2 separate regions of the Homo sapiens genome follow, and region 2 is linked to region 1. The links are chromatin contacts, found by Hi-C or POLR2A ChIA-PET in ENCODE. All regions are on one chromosome and are shown on one strand. The core of a region is the stretch at or near the end of the contact, and the rest is flanking DNA. Distances in the headings are between cores, read along the strand shown. Region 1 overlaps SPTA1 (spectrin alpha, erythrocytic 1). Region 2 holds the start of OR6K2 (olfactory receptor family 6 subfamily K member 2).

Region 1 (4,078 bases), core at 1,062-3,561:
CTCTCAACTTGATCACAGTTCCCCTGGAACATCTATGAGGAATCAAATGAGAGGGGTATGGTATAGTCCATGTGGTGTGGAGGAAATGATGTTACACCTCTTTCAGGATCATGACACAAAGGGTTTTGCAAGGAGTACTTACCATCTTCCAAGAAACACTCATGTGACAAATCTTAGCTGTACTGGAACTTTTCCTCTTTTCCAAACATACACTTTATGTTTCTGTATATGCTACCTCCAATTCCTGGGGTGCTATTTCCTATTTCTTAAACCTTGTTAATACTGGCTGGTCATTTCCTTAAGACTTTGTGAAACGTTATCCTTCAGGGTAGCCTGTGACACAACCACTTACTTCCCCCAAAAGCTTTAATCACTTCTTGTTTTTTAGCCTCAAAGCACTCGTACATTTTGGTTTATTAATAATCATCTCACTGTACTAGTAAAATTTATCTATATGTCTAATTTCACTATTTAAGAAATGGGAAACTATCTTACTAATCTTTGTGGCACTCCGAGCCTCCACAGAGTAGAGTCTCAACAAAAATCAGCCAATCAATTCCTCAGTCAATCAACAAATGATAGTCAACCCACCTCATGCTCAGGACTGATCACCATCTTGTTTGGCTCTTCTAACAAGAAAGAGCAGAGAATATGACAATGATCGGTATAGAAAGCATAGTACAATGCTAGGTAATTAAGAGATGAGCTCCCTTTGTGTTTATAACGTGGAAAGTCTAGTGAACGGAGCCTGTAATGACCATATGAAATTGCATAGGAGAAACAGACTACTGAACCTGCTTAACAATTGGGAAATTTGCTGTACCTGCAACTCCAGGCACTGGTCTAGGATCTTCTTGCGTTTTTCCCAAGCCTTCTCCAAATCATCTCTCTCTAGCTTGACAGCTTGAAGCTTTTTTTCAATTTCAGGGCTAGCATGGTGCCCACTGTCGATAAGTTCTGCACTGAAGTCCTCTAAGGCCTGGAAGGTGGGAGCCTCTGCCTCCATGTCAGCACGGTGCTCCTGTGGGAAAAAGGGGGAAGAAATCAGTGAGGCCAACTCCATTGGAAATTTTAAAATTAGTAGAGGTTTCAGGTCAAGTGATCAGTGGCTGTGACTTTTGTAGTTTTACCTGATGTCTCTCCAGCAAGATCTCTATGCCAGTTAAGTCTTCGGCCAGCTCCTGTGATGATACCATGCCACCAATGCTACTGATCCAGTTCTGCAGATCCCTAGATAAACAGACACATTGGAATTGACAAGAAAACCTTGCAACTTGCTACAGTGCTGTTTGTCCTACAGTTTTCCATTCTCTAGAAAACATTTCCAGAATAACATTTTTTATCTGGCTTTATATGCTTTACAGATCTTACGTTTGCTGTTTTTATTATATCACCTAATGATAACAATCCCTTGTATTTGAAAGCCTCTTCACTTTTATTATCTTTTTCAATTCTTGCAGTAATCCTGCAGAGATTCCGGGAATTTTTTGTTTTCATTATGGAGATAAAGAAGTCACCTTAGAAAAGGTAATTAATCTGCCTATGTGGTATAACTAAAAGCAGACATCTTCAATAAAACCTAGACCTCTGGAATCCTGGACTGTTATATATTTCATTACTTCTGTTGGTTACTGTTCCTTTTAAGTGGTTTCTAGGGTTTGAAGATACATCTTATTACAGAGTCTCAAAGAAATCATGTCTTTCCTCTTACTTTTATTCTCAAGTGAATCTAGCACATATTTTGGCCAACATACACATACACACACAGGCCTCCACACTGTTGATTAAATCAAGGTCTATTTCCCTACCCTTTTAGTAGTCAGGAAGTTAGACGAGCAAAACTAAGGTCTATCTTCTTAAAAGGCAAATTTTAACTATGCATTAACTTTAAAGCATATATGGTGTATAAATTAAGCATCTCATAAAGAATGTCATTACTCTTGTTTGCTCAACAGGAACCCTTAGCTCTAGGAAAGAGAGGTCTCTTCTTTTGTAAATTTATTTATTCAAGCAACTAAGTTTTATTGGGTGCTTACTAAGTACCAAACATTGTGAAAAAGGCATATCTGTGCCTTCTAGGAACTCATACTTTAGGTTAAGAATGGATAAAAACAAAACAAAACAAAACAAAAAACAAACAAAAAACAGAGCATAGGCACTAATAGCAATTAAAAAACAAAACTGAAAGCAAAAGTATCATATGGAGTAAAATAAGATGTTAATGTTGCTCAGGGGTGGGAACACTACTCTGAAATACTGAGGAGTACAGCTTCATAAAGGGAAGGAAGCACCATTGGAATGGGTGTGGGTGCTATTTATTTAAACTGTGTCAAAAACTATAGCTTTCCAGTGCTGAACTGGGGAGGGGATTTCCAAGAGGAACTACAGTCATTTGCCAAAATTTGCCTCCTTTTTTCTTGAAAAGCATTGCATTGAGAGCTACAACTTCCTGGACCCTCTACTCTAATGCTCCTCTCAGCTGACTGATGCGATAGAGCCAAACGTGGGAACTGTTCCACAAAGTATATGTTTGAGAGGTGAATTTTGGATTGTGATAATGTCTAGACTTTAGTAAGATATTCACAGTTCTCTGGAATTTGGTCCCAATATTATTTTTAAGTTTATCTCTTACTACTTCTCCTTACCACCCCCTCCCCAAACATGTTCTTATGCTTATTCTTTTCTCATGATTATGTCTTTTTTTGCACAGTTCAGTCTACATGAATTGTTTTCTCTTCTGTTAAAAGTTTGACTGATAAGGTGTAATAAAATGTTACTTTATCTACAGTGCATCATCTATTCTACCCAACTCTGAATTCCCACTGCTGTTTGTTACAATGTGTGTTTTCGGCCTCATTATGTTCTACCATAGTTATTTGTATTCAACAGAATACTGAATACAGTAGAAGACTGAATACTACTGTCTCTTCAGTAGAACAAAAAAGCTTCTACATTATAGAAGCTTACTTAATTGGCCTACATGGCTTCATATTCTTTCAAACTTTGTATTTTATTGCTTCTAGTTTCAAACCTGAAATTTTTTATGCCTTGCAAGAGGTGAGACTTAAACGTAGTGATGCCCTCCAAAACCAGCAGTGAACAGCATCTGTACCCAGACTGCTCCCAGACAGTCTACTTAGAGGCCAGACACGGAAGTTACCCACCCCACTCTACCTGGCCTTGCTGAGGAACAGGTAGAATTTCTGGGCCTCATTTAGGCTCTCCTTACGATCCTTTGTACGCCCCTGCAGGTCTTCCCAGGCCTCATTCAGCTCCATTTTCTGTCTCTGCAGGTCCTCAGTGGCATCTGGATGGGACTCACTGAGCCGCTCTGCTGTCTCCCCCAGTATGGTCACCTGGGGAGGTACAATAGCTCTGATAATCAGCCTAGAGACACACCTGAATCTTAGCAAAAGGAGAATCCTGAGTCCCAGTATTCAGCTCCTCAAATAGATATCAGTGATGTACAAGTATGTCATCATACTTTACAAAATAATATCAACCTTTTAGTCCACATAACTCCCTAAGGTAGTTACAATTGGCATTACCATACTTCTTTTTAAAAATAAGAGAGTTGTGGGGAAGAGTGGTTAAGTGACTCTGCTGGTTAGTGGCAACCTCAATTAGGAAACCCAAGGGTCTTGATTCTTCATGTGAGGAGCTTCTTTTTGCTCTGCATGATAATGCCAAGCCTCTGAGTATATCTGACAAGCTCCAGAGTACACTTTTGGGTTGAAACAGAGTTAAACAACTCATTCAATTCCTTGCTAAGAAAAACATGCACCATACTCAGATATTGGCCTGATCATCCTGGGTATGGACATTTGCTATTTCTTCTGGGCTACTGGCCTCCACCTAGCTGCCACAAGATCTGGTCACTTGTAACCCACCAAAGAGGCAAGGGGATATAGGGTGCTCACTCAGACAGCAGGAGTTTAACAAGTTTTTTCCCCATGTTAATGGTCATGGGGCATATCCTTTTCATGGTCTTGCCTTAGGGACAGTGTACAAGAATAAATATGGCACAGAACAGAGAGAAATATAAGAATAAAAGACTGAAAAAGAGAACCAAAGAAGA
Region 2 (7,059 bases), core at 3,517-6,016, 54 kb after region 1:
CAGGTTGTCAGGAAAGTGGGAGAAAGCTAGAGAACATATATGAAAAGAAATCTAGAGAACATATATGAGAATAGATAATAAGGATATGTAAAAATAGTGGAAGGAACATAAAGTTGGATCAAGTTAAATTTATTGATATGGGCTCACTAAGCAGAGATTTTGAATTTAATGTTCCAGCTCAGGGAGTAGGAAAGGGATGCAATAGGTTGGTTGGTTGGTTGGTTGGTTGATTGATTGGTTGAAAGATGGCTCAAAAGATGACCCACCAAAAGCAGAGGAAATGCTTGAAATTGGACTGTTATTCCATAGATTCCACAGTGAAGGGAAGGAAGAGTATGTCTGGTACACAGGAGATTCTTTAGCACGTCTTTTAGTATTTCCGTGCCCTGTGATTAAGGACAATAAAAAATTACAACACCACAATCCAGAAAGGACTACTAATGACCAAGATCCTTGAGGAATTAATGTTCGGGTCACCATATCAGTTAAGGAACTATGACCAATAGATGTGCTTGATGAAGGCAAAGTGAATACAGAATGAGTAGTAGGAGAAGGTAGTTATAAATACTAGCTATGATAACATGACTAGTTATAAAAATGGAAACTATAATTATAATTGCCAGGAGTGTTTCCTCCTTATTTTGTTGTGAACATGTTTATATATACTCACACACATATATATACACACACATTAGCAAATGTGTTTTCTTTCCTCTCTTACTTTTATCATATAACATAAGACACATTGCTTTATATCAATATTTAATAATTGTTAATTTTACATCATAGTATTTAAGTTATATTAAGAAAAAAGTAAACATCACTCAAGGATTTACTGCCTCTTCTGATCCTTTGAAACCCTAAATAGAACAAAAAGGTAAAGGAAAGGCAAATTTGTTTTTGTTTTGAGATGGGATGTTCATCTCCTTCTGCCTTTGGACACTGGGTGCTCCTGATTCTCAGGCCTTTGGATTTGGACCTGGGTTTATACTATCAGTTTCCCTTGTTTTCAGGCCTTCAGACTCAGGTTAAATTATGTCACAAGTTTTCCTGATTCTCTAGCTTATAGGCAGCAGATCATGAAGTCTGTGGTCTCCATAAGCATATGAGCCAATATTTATAATATATTTTTATAGATAAATAGATAAATATCCTATTGGTTCGGAGTCTCCAAAGAATGTTAGATAATACATCTCTCTATTTCCTCAAGAATATAGCTAGAATATTTAAAAATGTAGCATGGTAGTTAAGAGAAAAGCTTTTGAACAAGCAGAGACCTGGGTTCAAATTATAACTCAGCTTCTTACTAAATGTGTATCCTTGGACAAAAGCTTAAGCCCTATTAGCTATAGTTTCCTCCCTCTTAAAGCAGTACTGATATTAATACCTATTGCAAAGAATTTCTATAAAGTAATGTATGTGTATGTGTGTGTGTGTATGACAATGTCTTAAAAGTGAAGAGTGCCCAATAAGTGGAAAATTGCATTAATATTATTATCAATAAATATAATTACAATTGTGAATATACTAGGTATATTAGTCAGGGTTCTCTAAAGGGACAGAACTAATAGGATAGATGTATTATTAAAGCGTATTGACACACTATCACAAGGTGGGGTACCACAATTGGCCATCTGCAAGCTGAAGAGCAAGGAAACCAGTCCGAGTCCCAAAGCTGAAGAGAAACTTGGAGTCTGGTGTTCAAGAACCATAGAGCGTGGGAGAAAGGTGTAGTCCCGAAAACTAAACCAGTTTAGTCTTTCCACGTTCTTCTGCTAGCTTTTATTCTGACTGCACTGGCAGCTGATTAGATTGTGCCCACCCAGATTGAGGGTGGATCTGCCTTTCCCGGTCCACTGACTCAAATGCTAATCTCCTTTGGCAACACCCTCACAGACACACCCAGGAACAATACTTTGCATCTTTCAATCCAATCAAGTTGACACTCAATTAAACATCACATATGGTATTTTATTATTACTAGTAAAAATTTGATTAATAAATGCAGTGCAATGTTAGGTAAAATAAATATATTTAAAATTAACAGGGAATAAGTTAGCAGTTTCTGTCCTCTCCAGGCCAGAAGGCATATATTTCCTTAATCCTGTGTATTCACTAAGAGCACATTTACAAGGTAACAGGAACATCAACACACGATGAACTTTTTTTCTCTGTTTTATTTTCCCTTGTTTTTCCCACAGCTTGGAATTTTTTTTTATTACATGCATGCACACACACACACAGAGAACTAGGAAAATTACTTTATGTTCATAATTTGAAATGAAGGTATGTTTAATCACAGAAGTTTTTAAGGCAGGCTAATAAAGCAATCAGATTTAAGTTGTAAGAACAGCTCAGTTTGCAGTAGGGAAAGAAGCTTGAAGTTGAGAAAGTATGGATGTAAGACAGGTAGTGTTAGCTATATTATTTTTTAGGGATATTGATAATATTTAGGAAATGATTATGTATTGAAAAATTTAAAAGTAGAGAGGACAGAGAAAAAATGGTGTGACCCTTTCACATAATGGAGCTTTATGTAGATCAGCTCTGTAAAAATATTGCACTTACAACAGCATCAATTAGTCAATAAATTGGAAAAATAATGACATTTTTCGTGTCACTTGAAGAATATTAAAAATACATGACTTAAACTCAGTGATACTTCTTGCATTTCTTTTTCCCTCTGTCCTCTTGTTCTTCAACCAAGTATCCCTTAAAGCCTTTCTCTTACCCAGACCCCCTGCACCCACAATCAACAGGTTTTCTCTGATTTTTCTTCTCTTCTGTATCCCAGACTTTTATTTGATAGCATTAACCCTTTTTATAAGATCTCTCCTTAACTTGTCTTTCCATTTTATTTTAAAATATCATAAGATTTAGGAGTAAAAGTAATGAAAGGATTGTGGCACAAAAGTGGGGAAATCACACTGACAGCTATAGGATTTGTGTTGGCAGGCTAGAGAAGGGTAAAAATTTATTAACATTTGCACAGTAATAAGCTTTATCCTATCCCAGCTGAATCATGAGCCCTGGAGAAAAATCGCTTTTTATAAAGCATGTATGACATGAAGACTCAGCAAGAGAAAGAAGCGTCAATGAGGTAGGATAAAAAAGAGTTTGGAATCCTAAAAGCCAAAGAAGAGAGCTTGAAAGAGTTGTTGCCTAACACAATTGGTCGATTGTCTAAAACAATCAGAATGCAGCATGGCGGTATGTTGGTTTATTCATTCAACAGATCATTTTTATGTTTATTACTTAATATGTACAATGCATTTGATCACAGTGAATGCAACATCTAGGTTTTTTATGTATCATGAAAAAACTGATTATTTAATGAGTAACAATTAAATTGCTTATTGATCAATACTTGGATACTCAATTTAAAAATTTGAGTCATTCTTCAACTATAGAAGCTAGAGGCACCATGGATAAAACTTAGTCTTATGAAGGATACTTTTTAAATTACCAGGTCTTACAGACAAATATTTTAATTGCTTTAAAATTAAAGTAAATGTTTATGCAGAACATTTCAACAAAATGAATTTACTTTGAATAACTTGAGTGGCAGAAACTGTAATTAATAAAGTCAGATTGAAAAATATGTCTAATTGAGTAATGATTAAATAGAAGTTATTGACGTTAGCTATTGCTGAATTTGTTTCCTTTTGTTTGGTTTGGTTTGGTTTGGTTTGGTGAGCTTTGGGAGACCAGTTTGAATAGAAGGTTGATAGGAAAAGACAGATTGCTGAGAGCTGAAGGTGAAGAGGAACCAGCAACTATACAGAATCTCAACTAAAATATCTTACTTGAGGTCCCTGGTCTTACGGAAAAAAATATCTTAGCTTGACCTATGTGCTTTTTTATAGCTTCTTTTATTTCTTTATTCCTCAGGCTATAGATAATGGGGTTGAAGAAGGGAGACAAAACTGCAAAGGCCAGAGCAATGGCTATATCCCAGAACAAAGAGTAGGTGGCAGAGAAGCGTAGGTACATGAGAGTCACACTGCCAAAGAAGAGCGAAAAGACAATGAAGTGAGAGACACACGTGGAAAATGCTGTGCGGCGGCCTCCAGCTGAATGAATACGTAGAATTACAGCCACAATACCATCGTAGGACATGAAGATGAGCATCACAGCTGTAATAATCTCCACTGCATGAATGACATCCACTACCTGAATCATGACGATGGCTCGTGTGTCTGTGCAGGCCAGACGCAGCACTGGGAGGAAGTCACAGAAGATATGTTCAAGGTGATTCGAACCACAAAATGGCAGTGTAGAGATCCAGGCAATCTCAGGAAGGGGTGTGATAAAGCCACAAACACAGCAACTTAAAGTCAGTTGGGTACATAGCTTGGGGGTCATGATAGAGGGATAATGAAGAGGGCTGCATATGGCCAGGTAGTGGTCAAAGGCCATAACTGTCAAGAGACACACCTCACAGATGCCGGTGGAATGGAAGAAATACATCTGCAGGAGACAACCATTGAAGGAAATGCTCCTCTCACTAAGCAGGCTAGACAGCATCTTTGGGATTGTGGCTGTGGTATACCAAATCTCCAGGAAAGAAAGAGCACTGATAAAAGTATACATGGGAGTGTGGAGGTGAGTATTCAACTGGACCACTGTGATGATGACCAGGTTTCCAACAACAATGAAAGCATAGATGAAGAGCAGTGGAACAAAGCAGACAACAGACTTAACCCAGGAATAAGGGAAAGCGGAGAAGATAAACTCCTGAATGGTGGTTCGATTGGGGCTCTCCATCTCCAAGTTGAAAGTGAGAGTTTCAATTTCCAGTGCACTCAAGCCTTCTAGGAGGCATCTACTATTGGATAAAGGAATACACTTACAAGAAGCCAGCGTCTGAATAGAGCCCTGTAATGGGGATAGAGAGGAAGACAAGGAAGAAGGACATGGTCCATATTCTATAGTTGCTTACGACTTAAGTTGTAGTGTGGAAAAAATCCAGTCAGAAAGCACAGTCAATATTTTGGATGTGAGATTCTCAGATATATTAACATGCATCAGAATCACCTGGAGGGCTTGTTAAAACTCATATTGCTGGTCCTCATACTGAGAGTTCGGTCCTAATCTGTAGTTCTGAGGTAGGACCCAAGAATTTTCATTTCTAACAAATTTTCAGGCAATGGTGGTCCTGCTGGTCAGGGGACTATATTTTAAAACAACTTTGTTTAGGCGAATATAGAATTAGACAGAGCATTGAAGGAATAATCAATAATTAAGAGGACGTTCTTTTCGATATTTAAATCTTATTGATTCCCTAATAATCTCCCCACATTGTTCCATATATTTTTTCTTCAAGCTCCCAGTTTATTGGATTCTTGGCATATGATTTGATTGGCATATTTTTATAATAAAGACAAAACCATTACTGGTGAATTCTTTCAACCCTCTTTCTCTAATAACTCTTCCTCTCTTCATATGTATATTCTTAACCATAATTCAGAGAATATTTGGAGAAGAAAAGCCATATAAATAATCATAAGTTATTTTACCTTGTTTTATAAGATAGTCTATTCTATCTCCTTCCTTTCCTTCTCTTCTACGTCTTCTTGGTAAGGAGATCTTAAAGGGGTTTTGTACCAGAAGCCTTTGGTCAAATGTAGTAACTTATGAAAACTAACTATATTAATAAATAAATGCTTAATATAGTTGTACACTTGCTCTGGTACAATTGAATGGTGGTAGTTAGAAGGAAGGGCAGAGCTGCAGTGCCCTGTAGAATACAATTTAAACTACACACATTATAGGAAATTGTCCTATTAATTTATTCTCTTTTCAGAATGTTTTGTTTTACTTTATTTGTCTCTTCTGCAATCAAACATGCACATTTCTTCTTATCTTGGGAGAAAATACTGTTTCTATTCAGGTTATTTCCCTCCTTTGTAACAACTGCATTATTTTTCCAATGTGTAAAAGGTATTTATTCTATTCATTCTTCTTTGAATCTCTGAATAATGTATCCACCCTCAACTTCCCATATCTCTTTTCTTAAGGTATACTAGCGACTTTCTCATTGAAATTTAATGGCCTCCCTCTGTCTTCATTGCCACTAACTTCCAAAGGTCAATTGCCCAATGTTTGAAATTCCTTTTTTTGCCTATTTGACACCACACTATCCTGGTTTTCCTCACTGATTATTCAATTTTTTATATCCCAAGTGTAAACATAACCGCAAATTCTGTGATCATTTTCTCTTTTCTCTATATTTCCTTTCACACAGAAGAATCTATTGTTTCAAGATCTTATTTATTCAAGATTATTTATCAGCTCGTATTGGCCTTCTATTCTCGGTGGTTATTATGACTCCAGAATTCCTTGTTTTTGATATCTCTCACGACCTCCACATTTTCCTTTTTTTTTTTTTTTTTTTTTTTTTTTTGAGTCGGAGTCCCACTCATCACTCAGGCTGGAGTGCAGTGGCGCGATCTCGGCTCACTGCAAGCTCCGCCTCCCAGGTTCACGCCATTCTCCTGCTTCAGCCTCCCGAGTAGCTGAGACTACAGGCACCCACCACCACGCCTGGCTAATGTTTTGTATTTTTAGTAGAGACGGGGTTTCACCGTGTTAGCCAGGATGGTCTCGATCTCCTAACCTCGTGATCCGCCCGCCTTGGCCTCCCAAAGTGCTGGGATTACAGGCATGAGCCACCGTGCCTGGCCGTGACCTCCACATTTTCTTCAGACTTTCTTACTTAGAAACCTCACTTTGACCCAAACGTACATCCTCACCTATTATAGGCTGTTAAATTGTGTCCCCTGAAAATTTGTAGGTTGAGTTTCTAACCCCCAGTTCCTCGGAATGTGGTTGTACTTGGACATACAGTATTTAAAGAGGTAACAAAGTTCAAATGAGGAAATTAGGGTGGCCCTTAATTCAATAGGGCCAGTGTCCTTACAAGAAGAGGAAACCGGCCGGGCGCGGTGTCTCACGCCTGTAATCCCAGCACTTTGGGAGGCTGAGGCGGGTGGATCACGAGGTCAGCAGATCGAGACCATCCTGGCTAAAACAGTGAAACCCCGTCTCTACTAAAAA

The links. A loop is a pair of places that touch in the nucleus more often than their neighbours do. ChIA-PET counts read pairs that join two places held with the same protein, here RNA polymerase II (POLR2A).
Region 2: a map of astrocyte of the cerebellum shows a loop between it and region 1 (5-fold over the local background). The contact joins the promoter of OR6K2 here to the enhancer-like site in region 1. A Hi-C loop is called at or near these places in 3 of 168 maps with a recorded cell type or tissue (A673, astrocyte of the cerebellum and endothelial cell of hepatic sinusoid). POLR2A ChIA-PET finds 5 or more read pairs at or near these places in 1 of 52 experiments (activated T-cell).

Annotation. Positions count from the first base shown.
Region 1 is chr1:158,644,365-158,648,442 of GRCh38, forward strand. SPTA1 (spectrin alpha, erythrocytic 1) reads right to left here. Exons shown (of 52, transcript NM_003126.4): 27 at 3,175-3,356; 28 at 1,131-1,230; 29 at 824-1,021; 30 at 1-32. Among named protein-coding and RNA genes, the nearest start is that of SPTA1, 40 kb to the right of the region's middle. Within about 2 kb of position 2,312, at least 2 of the 41 ENCODE cell types and tissues checked have a DNase peak (open chromatin) inside an H3K27ac peak, as active enhancers do.
Region 2 is chr1:158,695,886-158,702,944 of GRCh38, forward strand. OR6K2 (olfactory receptor family 6 subfamily K member 2) reads right to left here and starts at 4,767. Exons shown (of 1, transcript NM_001005279.3): 1 at 3,793-4,767. The coding sequence starts at 4,767. The coding sequence ends at 3,793.